3 separate regions of the Homo sapiens genome follow, and regions 1 and 2 are each linked to region 3. A link is a contact called in ENCODE Hi-C data. All regions are on one chromosome and are shown on one strand. The core of a region is the stretch at or near the end of the contact, and the rest is flanking DNA. Distances in the headings are between cores, read along the strand shown.

Region 1 (3,545 bases), core at 828-3,327, 1.8 Mb after region 3:
CACAATTATAAGATTATTCTTATTTTTAAAGAGATCTAGAAATGAAACCCCTGAAAGAGACTTCTCCCTCTACTTGCCCATAAAGATCCTCCAGTTTTCCGCACAGGCTTTTTCCTAGACATGGAGGAAGTGCCCAGAAAAATACTGGACGGATATACAAAAACATAATGCCACAAAAATTTTCCTAACAAGTAAGGCAGCTGCGGAAAGTCGGCCAGCGTCCCGACCCCAGGGACCTGCAGCCTGGGACTTGTGAAGGCCCACTGTGTAGCTCGAGGTTTCCAGGGCCTCGGCCCCGAATGGGCGATTTTCTTTAAAACGCCGAAGCGCGCTATCCCTTTAAATCCAGGCTGCAAGGCAGGCGGGTGGGGAGCAGCCAATAACCTTAAAAGATGCGAAAGTGTCAAAGGAGATACAGTTTATCTCCAACAATGGGAGCGGATCAGCACCACTGTTTACAGTAAAAACAGAAGGTGGGGCTGGGAGGAAGCCTGTCTCCGACGCGGTAATTAAGTCTGCGGCTTGGAAGCAGATTTGACCGAGCTCTGTGGAGCGCGAACAATGTCCGCAGGGCTCCAGGTTCAGAGAGGGACTCGCTTCTCCGCCTTCGCCCGCGTCCAGGCACCAGCGAGCTGCACTCTGCACTCGCTCTCCCTGGTCCACCCCTACACTGCCCGGACCCGAGGGGACTGGCCCTGCGGGCGCCGCCAAGGCGACTGAGAGCGCGGCGCGCGTCCCGAGCGCCTGGACTCCGCGCAGCCGGGCGCCGCGCACCCGGGTGCCGGGGTGGGAGCCGGGCCGCAGACCCAAGTGCGCCCGAAGCCGCCGTCCGCCGCCTGGCACGCCGTCTGCCGCCTGCTGGGCGATGTGTGCGCGAGCCCGTGGGGCTTGCGCGCGCCCTGCGGCGTGTGTACTCACAAAGGTGTGTCTGCTAACCCCACAGCCCGGGCTGCGTTCCACCCCGAGCTGGAGAAACCCCGGCCTGGAGCGGGGCCTTGTCCGCGCGGCCGCGGGGGCGACAAGGGCGGCCGGAGCTCCTCGACTTCTAGCGGGCGGGTCGGTTTCCTGGCCCGAGGGGCTGAGGCAGCGAGGGCGGGACGGTGGCAGCCGGCACCGGACGCGGGTCGCGCGGCTGCTGGGCACGTTCCGAGCGCTCTGCGTGTTTTCGGGCACAGCCCTGCAGCCGAGACAGAACGGACGCGGGGCTCGGGGATGGGCGCACTGCAGCCACGCGGGGTTAGCAGAGCGGGCGCGCTCCTTCCACACCAGGTCTGCAAAAGTGAAGTGGAAAGCCGCCGCCGAACGCAGCCATCCTCCCCCTTCCCCGCTGCAGCTTCGGCGGGTGGTGGGGAGAGCTCCCCTGGACCGGCTGGAGGGGAAGCTGGCAGGCGCTCGGGTTTGGCCGCGCCTCCTCCGCCTTCCTCTCCACCCGCGTCCCCCGGGGTCCATGCCGCATTTCTTTGTTTTGAAAGCGCCTCCTCCGCCCAGAGGCTTTTCCCCCGAAGGGCAGGGGGACGGGGGGGGTGGGGCATCGGCCCGTGGGCCCCGCCCTCCATTTAGCTCAGAACCCTCCCCTTCGCTCACCCCCTCTTCTCCCCTTTCCTCCCCCGCTGCGACCCACGAGGCGCATCCTCACTTCTCGGACTTCAAAGAGAAGCTGAGAACTGGAGGGGGAAGTGGGGTAGGCAGGGGGCGCAGAGACCCACCCACCTCAGGCCCGGCCCGGCGGCCCGCCCCCTCCCACGGGAACCCCGCCTGACCCCGCCCTCCCCCGCGTCACAGCAGCCTGACATTCTCACAACCCACCGGGCACCAAAACGGCCCGCCCCCGCCACCCCCGTGTCCGCCAAGCGCTCTATTTATGTTTCAGCCCAGCGATTTGCATAGGCCCCGCCCCCGGCCCTAGGTTCCCCCTATCAGAGCCCCGCCCCAGCTTCTGCGTCACAGCGGAGGCCCCACCTCTTGTGCCCATACAAGGAGCGGCGGGCCCTAGATGGCATCGTGGCGTCGCGACGGCGTGTGCGTGTCGCGCTTCCTAGTGCCGTTTATAGGGTCCCGGCACTTCCGCTGTCGGGTTAGAAGCGGCGCGGTCATGGCGGAGCGCGGACAGCAGCCTCCTCCCGCGAAACGGCTTTGCTGCCGGCCGGGCGGCGGCGGCGGCGGCGGGGGCAGCAGCGGCGGCGGCGGCGGCGCGGGTGGCGGCTACAGCTCTGCCTGTCGGCCAGGCCCGCGGGCGGGTGGCGCGGCGGCGGCGGCGGCGTGCGGGGGCGGCGCGGCGCTGGGGTTGCTGCCGCCGGGCAAGACCCAGAGCCCCGAGTCGCTGCTGGACATCGCGGCGCGCAGGGTGGCGGAGAAGTGGCCGTTCCAGCGCGTGGAGGAGCGCTTTGAGCGCATCCCGGAGCCGGTGCAGCGCCGCATAGTCTATTGGTCCTTCCCCCGCAGCGAGCGGGAGATCTGCATGTACTCGTCCTTCAACACCGGCGGCGGCGCCGCGGGCGGCCCCGGCGACGACAGCGGTGGCGGCGGCGGCGCGGGCGGCGGCGGCGGCGGCGGCTCCTCGTCTTCCCCGGCCGCAACCTCGGCGGCCGCAACCTCGGCCGCCGCCGCCGCTGCCGCCGCCGCCGCCGCCGCCGCCGCCGCCGCGGGGGCCGGGGCCCCGTCGGTGGGGGCTGCCGGGGCGGCGGACGGCGGCGACGAGACGCGGCTGCCTTTCCGCCGGGGCATCGCGCTGTTGGAAAGCGGCTGCGTAGACAACGTCCTGCAAGTCGGTGAGTCACGGGGCAGCCGCGAGCCGTCTGTCCGTCCGTCAGTCCCTGGGTGGGGGGGGGGTGCCCGCCTTTCTCCTGCGGACAGCCCCTAGTTCCGCGCGCGCCCGCACCCCTGCGGGTGTCCTCACTGGCCCGGACGGTCCTCCTGAGCGGAGCGCCCATTTCCTCCCTCCCTTCCCTGCCCCCCGTCGCCCCGGACGGGCCAGCGCGAGTGGGAAATGAATCAGCAGGACGCGCCCCTCCGTGGGCTCCGCGCCCCCGGCCCGCGCTCCCCTACCCGCCCTCCTCCGGGGAGCACATCCTGGAGGGCTGTTCGCCGGTTTCGGGGGTGGATGTGGACAAAGGCGCGGGCGGACGGCCGGCCTCCGGCGAGGGTGTGTGTGGCGGGGCTGTGCGGGGCGGGGGAGGGGGCGCGGGCCGCAGACAATGCCGGCCGCGGCCCGGCCGCTCGGCGCTCCCCCCCTCTCCCACTGCCTGTCGCTCGCTCCTTTTTCTTTCTGGCCCCCGCCCCACGCGATTTGAGGGGAGGGGAATACACTTAAAGCCGCTCGGCCGCCGCTCCTCCCAGGGCTCCGACGGGCGAGCGGCCGCGGCGCTCCCGGGTCGCTGTGGCGTCTGGCCCGGGCGAGCTCCACTGGCCGCCCGGGGTTTAAATGTCGTTTTCTTTGCGCCTCCTCAGTCTCCAAGCGGCGCAGAGGAGAGGTGGCGGCGGACCGGACTCCGTCTCCGGAGGGACATCTCGCCCGTAGGACGCTTACTAATTAAAGGGCGCGAGCC
Region 2 (3,924 bases), core at 159-2,658, 1.0 Mb after region 3:
GAAAAGAGATTCTGAAAAATAAACTCTACCTCGGAGTGAAAATAGAGCAGAAAGAAGAATTATTCTTGGCTCTAAACAGAATGCCAAAGTCTGAGAATGAATCCTGAAACACTAAAAATCTCCCATTACATTATGTATTTGGAATGTAAGGTGGTACCCAAACCAATAGGAATACTTTGGTCCATTTTTAAAAGCAAAATCTGCATCAGATGTAGGAGGTATTTTGCTACAAGAGAACAGGAGCAAATCTTAAGTGCAAGGAAAAATCAGTCCAAGGAGTACTGTAAGCCAATTAGTGGGTGTTGCTCTCAGCTTTCTGGGTAATTGCGCTCAGAGGAAGACTTTCAGATGCTCCATAATCCAAGTGCACCACAATTTTACAAAAGGACAAAGCAATGCTAAAAAATTGGCAAAGTGCTCACCTAAAGACCAGTCAGTACAAAAGCCCAAATCTTACTTTTCATTTTCTCATAGAAATAAATGACTGATGAAGACCATTGGCAAAGGCATTTGAGGATGCTCTCTAACTGATCTAAATAAATGCCAAAAAAGAAACACGAGGTATGGCATTTTTAAAAAAAATAAGTTTATTTACATTTCACTTACTTTCAAAAGGATGAAAATATATTTATAAAGGAAGTAGTCTCATTTTATTTAACCCATTTGCATTTGACTTAGAATCAGAGGTCTAAGGGTACCCAAAGAATTTATCCAGTTCAACTTTCCATTTTTAGCTAAGACTGAAATTATACCATTGCAGGCAGATGAAAATCTACTCCACTTATAGGTAAACATCAACTAATATATATGTTATAAAAACACTAGCTTTAGTAAAATCTGTCATAACATCCAATAAATCTGCAATAAAAGACATAGCTATCACAATATAAGACATTAAAAAATTTATGTGCAGCAATAAAAACTGGAATTTATACAGGAGAAATGATAATTGGCTACTAAGTCAATAGCATCACAGTAACAGTACCCAGTGTCTTTCTTATTCAAGTATACACGCTATTTTTAAGACTTAAAATTAAGTCTTAAGGCTATAATAAAGATATCAGTAGCTAGGATGTATATACACAATTATTTAATAAACACCATGAAAAAGAAAGCACAGAGATAAAAATACCCTTAAATTCTGTAGCAATTACAAACATGTTAACATTATCACTATATATTTGACTCATAAATTTTAACCAATTTATACACTTTAAAACTAGCATTGAGTTTTATAAAAATACTAATGGCCAAACATTTTTAAAAACTAAGGCAATCTTTATCTATATTTCAGTAGTCTTTGTTTTATGCTTTTCTTTCTTCCACCACCAAAGTCTTTCTCCTAACCACCATTCACTCAAAACAACAACAGTGGTCTCTAGCACCTGTTGCTGTGGAAGTATTATTACATTCGAAAACTTCTAGTTCTTTGAAATGGTTGGAAAGGCTTCTTTAGTGCCCACATTAGCAGCTGTGGTTTCGGTTTGGGTTTTTCAGGAAACAGAAGTGCTGCACTTTCTGGTGTAGGAAATCGTTCTTGATAGACTTCAGGATAGGATTTCTGAAACTAAAAAAATGAATGGTCCAAGAAGAGTAAAAAAAGACACATAAAAGCCAATAAAATTTGGCAGCCAAATTTTAAGAGTTTCTGAGCCTGTATTTTCCTGTTTTTGTTTATTTTTGTTAAAACATTTCATTCCAATTTCTATAGAGCTAATCCATCTTTCCTTTGATCTAAGCTTCAAATAAGTTCCCCTTTTAATCATGTTTCTGAAAATTCCCCCCACTGCCAACTATAAATAGACCTCACTTTTTATATATTCACAAGTAACTCTGACTTCAAAATAACTTCTGTTCTACACAGTTAAATAAAATTTTGGCCCAATTACATTTCATCATTTCTCTGTTTCTCCAACTCAGCCCCACCAGCTTCTGCTCAAATGGAAGAGGGAATATTCTGGTGTATATTACTTTGTGAAAAGCTTAAAAGAGAGGCAGTATACTTTCTGTTGATCTTTACCACTAAACTCTCCTCCAAAATTACTCTGAGAATAATATGATCAGAAGCCCAGAACTCTGGTGCTCTGTGTGTAATCCCACATGTACGGTGTTCCCTGAATCCAACTATGTAGAGTTCAGTCTTTAAAAACAAAAACCACTCACCTGATCATGGATCAACCTTTATGAATAGTCAAAAGTAACATATTGTGAGTTAAAAACGATTCGCTGGAACCCTAAGCTGTGTTCCCTAACATAAGAGGAACTAAAAACTTGTACTGATACCTGAGGCAAGAAACTAATTTGATAGTGGCTATCTAAAACCAACGGCTTTTAAACTCTAAACATTTTACACCTGTGAATTCCATCTGATTTGCCTTTTGAAAACATGAAAAGAAATCCACCCTCACTGATAGCTTCTCTGAGATTAAAGCAGATGCTCTGCTAATTCACATCATGCCACATACCAAAACAAAGGACAAATATTAGAGAATAGCTCCAAAAATGAAGAGTTTGGCAATGGTAACAGATTTACACTGAAGAATAAAGATCTAGGATACTGACCACAAGTGTGTAAATCAGTGAGACTTCTAGAATGTATGAACTAATATACTTAGAAAACTGCTATGGCTCAGAAGATGAGATTTACATGAAGCCTATTAAAATAAAAAAAAAAACATAAAAACAGTAGGGAGGAGAAAAAATGGCTTATAAAGAATATCCTTTTACCTGCTTCAGTTTCTTCTTTTTCTCTTTGTTGGAGAGTTTGGCATCTGTTATGACTTCCTCCAACAAGGCTGCCAGAGGTTCCTGAGAGCCATATGATCTTTGATATTCAAATTCCTCTGGACTAATTTGACGGCAAAATGATGGAGCAGATAAAGTGATATCCATATCAGCTCCTGGGTATTTTATCTGAGGCAAAAGGATTAGTAGTGAAAGAATATAGCATATTTTCAAATAAATTATAAGAATTAGTTTAGATCAAATACAGGATATCTCCTTGTACCGTAGCAATGCCATGTTAGTCCTCAAAATTTGATTGGGGGAAACTCTATATTGAAAAGTAAAAGTATTTCCATAACTTCAAAATATTATTATTTAAAGCCACGGTTTTAAATTGGATTTTTACCTTTGTAAACCCAAGAGCCATTTCAATAACAAAAAAAGCTTGTGCCCTCGTTGGGAACAGGCCCCAAAACTGGCCATAAACAAAATCTCTGCAGCACTGTGACATGCTCGTGATGGCCTTGATGCCCATGCTGGAAGGTTGTCCGTTTACAGGAATGAGGGCAAGGAACACCTGGCCCACCCAGGGCGGAAAACCGCTTAAGGCATTCTTAAACCACAAACAATAGCATGAGCGATCTGTGCCTTAAAGACATGTTCATGCTGCAGATAACTAGCCAGAGCTCTTCCCTTTATTTCACCCACCCCTTTATTTCCCATAAGGAATACTTTTAGTAAATCTTATGACTGGCTTGCTGTCAATAAATATGTGGGTAAATCTCTGTTCAAAGCTCTCAGCTCTGAAGGCTGTAAGACCCCTGATTTCCCACTCCACATTCTATATTTGTGTGTGTGTGTGTGTGTGTCTTTAATTCCTCTAGGGCCACTGGGTTAGGGTCTCCACGACCGAGCTGGTCTCGGCATTCCCTCTTTTAACAAGATCTGAAATTCAAGCATAAATTAAACACATTGACTAAAATGATTCAAAACATTGATAATGTTGGATATCCACTGGAACTATCCAGGCGCATTCCCACATCTGAAGAGTGTGATTCTCAATGCCTTGGGGATGGTAGTGGCATGCATTTAGCTAAGCTTTTAGGAAGAGAGGGGTACTACAATCATTTCCTAACATCTTACCCATGAGAATCAAGTAAAACAACAAAGGTGCAGACATTGCAGAAGGGATAAGGGAGA
Region 3 (3,761 bases), core at 193-2,692:
AATTCCAGCACTTTGGGCAGCCGAGGCAGGCAGATCACCTGTGGTCAGGAGTTTGAGACCAGCCTGACCAACATGGCAAAAACCCGTCTCTACTAAAAATTCAAAAAAATTAGCCAGGCATGGTGGCATATGCCTGTAATCCCAGCTATTTGGGAGGCTGAGGCCGGAGAATTGCTTGAACCCGGGAGGCAGATGTTGCAGTGAGCTGAGATCGCACCACTGCACTCCAGCCTGGGCAACAAGAGTGAAACGCTGTCAAAAAAAAAAAAAAAAATTAAATAAAATGTAGATTAACTCCTGAAAGTGAATACTGTACATGTTTGCATGCATTTTATTCTTTGTACCTTGTGACTGCTGGCTACTTACTGCCTTCCTCCTGATACCAGTTTTTCTCTACTGCATATGTCAATAAATGTTTAGAAATGCTTGAAGAATACAGAGAAAGCCCAAAGTGTTTTTTGTTTTGTTTTGTTTTGTTTTGTTTTTTTCAGAAATGCATCTAAGTGTCTCCTTACAAAATGAGAGAATTCATTGATTAGCCATTCTTTGGACATGCTCTTAAACGTCCTCTACCAGAAGGAATTTCATATTCCTATCACAAAAGGGAAATTGCTTATTCTTATGTTTATAACACCAGATCTTTTATTTGATATATACTATGTGTATATATTATACAAATAAGCTCTTTATAAAAGATAACCATGAAGGAATTATTTCCTGAAACGGCAAAATATAAATTTGCCTGTAAAATCAGAATGCCCTAGCCAATCTTTTGAGATTTGACCAGGATGATCCTGTGGGTAAGGAAACTAACCCTTTCAAATTGCATGAAAATTAGAAGACAAATGAAGATGTTGTGAATGGAAATTCATTTCCAAATAAACCACTGGGATAAAAATCATTAGAATAATGCTAGTTTCAAAATCTATGTTTTTCCGTCTCTTTGTCACTCACAATTATTTCAAATATGTTCACTTTAAAGTACAGTATATATACCTAGTTAGGTTGAGTCATGTTTTAGAAAAATTCCTTAGAGTTTGTTTTTAAGCAAAACAGGACTGTTTTAAACAAAGCAGAACCTTAACAGGAAACTGATAACAGTGGCCAAGAAAAGCATCTTATTTTCTATTTTCTGTGTATTAGAAAGAAACCCTATTTCTCACTTCCTCATATGGTAATTATATCTCGGTGGAATTGAATCCTCAGGACAACAGGGCATGTTATTGTGAGATATTTTACACCTGGCTTAACCATTCTGTAAAATCAGAGATAGTGACTAGCCCAGAGGCTCTGTCTCACTTCCTTCCGGTGTTGCTTAGCTATTGATAAATATTAAGGTGCATGTGATTTGGCTGCTAAAATGAAGAAAGGATGTCAGAAGGCTATCAGTTTGCTGAATCAAACAGCATTGCCACAGGGCTCCAAGCTGGCAGGGCCCCTCTGGGCATTGCCAGGTCACCAAGGAAGTGGCTGGGTGAGGTGGCAACAGGTGTCAGACATGCTGCTGAGCAGATGATCTCAGCAGGCCTGAGGACAGAAGAGAAGGTTACCACACAAAGTGCTTAGCTGTGACCGCAGAGGAATTTCAGCATCAAAGGAATTTGAGTAGAAAAAGGTTTCAAATTTCAGTTAACCCAGGGTTGAAGCAGCAGGACTCATTGATAGAAAGAGAGAAGCAAATAAAAGCCCACACTAGTTAACATAACTCTCAAATAAGAATGCAATTATCTGCAGCCACAGTAGCCCATGGAAAGATATCCCTAACCAGTCATTCAGTTGAGACATAGGGACATCACCTGGGTGGAAAGGACCCTTACAGGTTGTGAAGGAATTATAAGTGACCATTAGTGAGTGGTCACTATGTACCAGACACAGCTGTAAGTGCTTTATGGCCATTAATTCATTCCATCTTCACAACAACACTCTGAGGTAAGTATTCATATTTGCCTTATTGTACAGAGGTAGAAATGGAATCATAAAAAAGTGAAGACATCAGCCCTAGCTGATACAGCAAGTACAGAGGAGAGCCAGAATATAAACCTAAGAAGTCTGTCTGTATAAACCATGCTCTTAGCCACCAAGTTTCACCATCCCTCACAGGGAGAAAACTGCAGAGCAGAAAAGTTCTGGTCTTACTCCTAAGAAGAGATGCACATTACATACATGAAAAGATACCAAACATGACAACATAGAAAATGATGGATGCCAAGTGAGTGCCAGGAACTATAGAGCTGTTGAAAGAGATTCATTGCAAAACAGGTTGGAATAAGCAAGACAAACTTGAGAAGTGGATTCTCACATTGAGTGTGAACAAGCAGGGGCAGTGTGATGTGGAGGAAGGGAGCATGTACTCTACAGGCTTTAGCTTCAGAGGGGCTTGGGTTCAAATCCCAGCTCTGCCACTTACAAGTCATGTGAGCTTGGGGAAGTTACTTATTCTTTGTTTTCTAGTTTTCCTATCTGCAGGGATAGAAAAATGCTATTTCAAAACACTATTCATGAAGATCAAGCAAAATTAGTTATAAGCAGGTCTCAGCATACTTGGTACAAGGTACACATTTAATATGTGTACTATTATCCAACTAGGGAGAGATAGAAAGGGAGCTTCAGGTGAGAGGAACAGCATAAAAAATGATCCGCAAAAGCCAGAAATAAAACTTCTATGAGCTCAGTTCAAGCTGACTGGGTAGGTAAATGTCTGCCATGAACTTGGAAGTGAGAGAGAATCTCCCTTGGACACTCATTAAGGGGCCTCAAAGCCATGAAGAGTTGCCATGTGGTCCTTCCAGTCAATAAATAATTTTGTCCAAACACGAGTGGAAGAAAAAATTAAGAGACACCCGGATGGGGAAAACCCATTCTCTTTTTGGTGAGACAATCTAGCCAGAAGGACACTCTCGCCAGCTAGAGCTCTGCATATCCAAACAAGCACAGGTAAAGTGGAAGAACTGACCAGAAGAGGAGAAAACATGAATTAATTAATTAATCAAAGAAACACCTGTAAGGTTCCAAGTAGGTGGCAGGTAGGCTGAGTGTTAGTGTATCCAGTCAGGCAGGTGGTGATGACAAAGGGCCCCCAGGAAACTCCCATTTGTGTGAGTGAGAAAGGCAAGAAAACAGCATGCACAATGCTACTTGAGGAGCGATGTTTGAAAAAGTGATGCACAGGTTGCAGGGGATGCACAGAAACTAGGGATGCAGCACTGGAGTGGGGTGAGAAGCTTCCAAGAAGAGACAAGCCTTCTGATGGGTCTCAAAGGAAGAGGAGGGTCTCACCAGGCAAAGGGGTTGGGGGACACATTCTAGTCAGAAGGAACACCATGGACAAAGGTTGATGAATGAAGCAGAATGATATCTTTAAGAAGCTGCAAAACACTTTCCACCAGGAGGGTGCAGCTGGGGTGTGGCACATGAGGTTGTGAAATCAGGTCCTAAAGAGGCTGGAAGAATGTGTAGGAAGGAGATGGGCTCCGCTTGGCTCTTAGGTCTCTGCAGAAGGAAAGAGAAGGAGAATGGGACAGGTGGTGAGACTGGAGGCCTGTACACTATTTAGAAAGTTACTGGGCCAGGCACAGTGGATAATGCCTATAATCCCAACATTTTGGGAGGCTGAACCAGGAGGATCGCTTGAGCCCGGGAGATCAAAACCAACTTGGGCAACATGGAAAAACCCTATATTTACAAAAAAATAAAAAATGAGCCAGGCATGTTGGTTTGCACCTGTAGTCCCACCTACTTGAGAGGCTGAAGTGGGAGGATGC

The links. Hi-C counts contacts between places; a loop is a spot of excess contacts on that map. Pooled maps may share reads with other maps.
Region 1: a loop to region 3 is called in a pooled map, with 14 times the contacts of the local background. The contact joins the promoter of ZSWIM6 here to the enhancer-like site in region 3. A Hi-C loop is called at or near these places in 2 of 37 single-sample maps with no recorded cell type and 3 of 50 pooled maps.
Region 2: a map with no recorded cell type shows a loop between it and region 3 (21-fold over the local background). The contact joins two enhancer-like sites. A Hi-C loop is called at or near these places in 2 of 37 single-sample maps with no recorded cell type and 4 of 50 pooled maps.

Annotation. Positions count from the first base shown.
Region 1 is chr5:61,330,181-61,333,725 of GRCh38, forward strand. ZSWIM6 (zinc finger SWIM-type containing 6) reads left to right here and starts at 2,078. Exons shown (of 14, transcript NM_020928.2): 1 at 2,078-2,768. The coding sequence starts at 2,093. LOC105378994 (a long non-coding RNA gene) reads right to left here and starts at 2,036. Exons shown (of 2, transcript XR_007058781.1): 1 at 1,960-2,036. RefSeq lists an enhancer at 168-738 and silencers at 543-1,122, 1,153-1,222, 1,433-1,832, 1,943-2,082, 2,863-2,972 and 1 more.
Region 2 is chr5:60,596,348-60,600,271 of GRCh38, forward strand. DEPDC1B (DEP domain containing 1B) reads right to left here. Exons shown (of 11, transcript NM_018369.3): 10 at 2,728-2,913; 11 at 565-1,567. The coding sequence ends at 1,406. Among named protein-coding and RNA genes, the nearest start is that of DEPDC1B, 100 kb to the right of the region's middle. Within about 2 kb of position 1,409, at least 3 of the 41 ENCODE cell types and tissues checked have a DNase peak (open chromatin) inside an H3K27ac peak, as active enhancers do.
Region 3 is chr5:59,561,674-59,565,434 of GRCh38, forward strand. The region is part of intron 1 of PDE4D (phosphodiesterase 4D); the gene reads right to left. It overlaps LOC107986347 (a long non-coding RNA gene), which reads right to left. Exons shown (of 2, transcript XR_001742409.2): 1 at 1-3,761. Among named protein-coding and RNA genes, the nearest start is that of MIR582, 140 kb to the right of the region's middle. RefSeq lists an enhancer at 1,225-1,875. Within about 2 kb of position 1,443, at least 11 of the 41 ENCODE cell types and tissues checked have a DNase peak (open chromatin) inside an H3K27ac peak, as active enhancers do.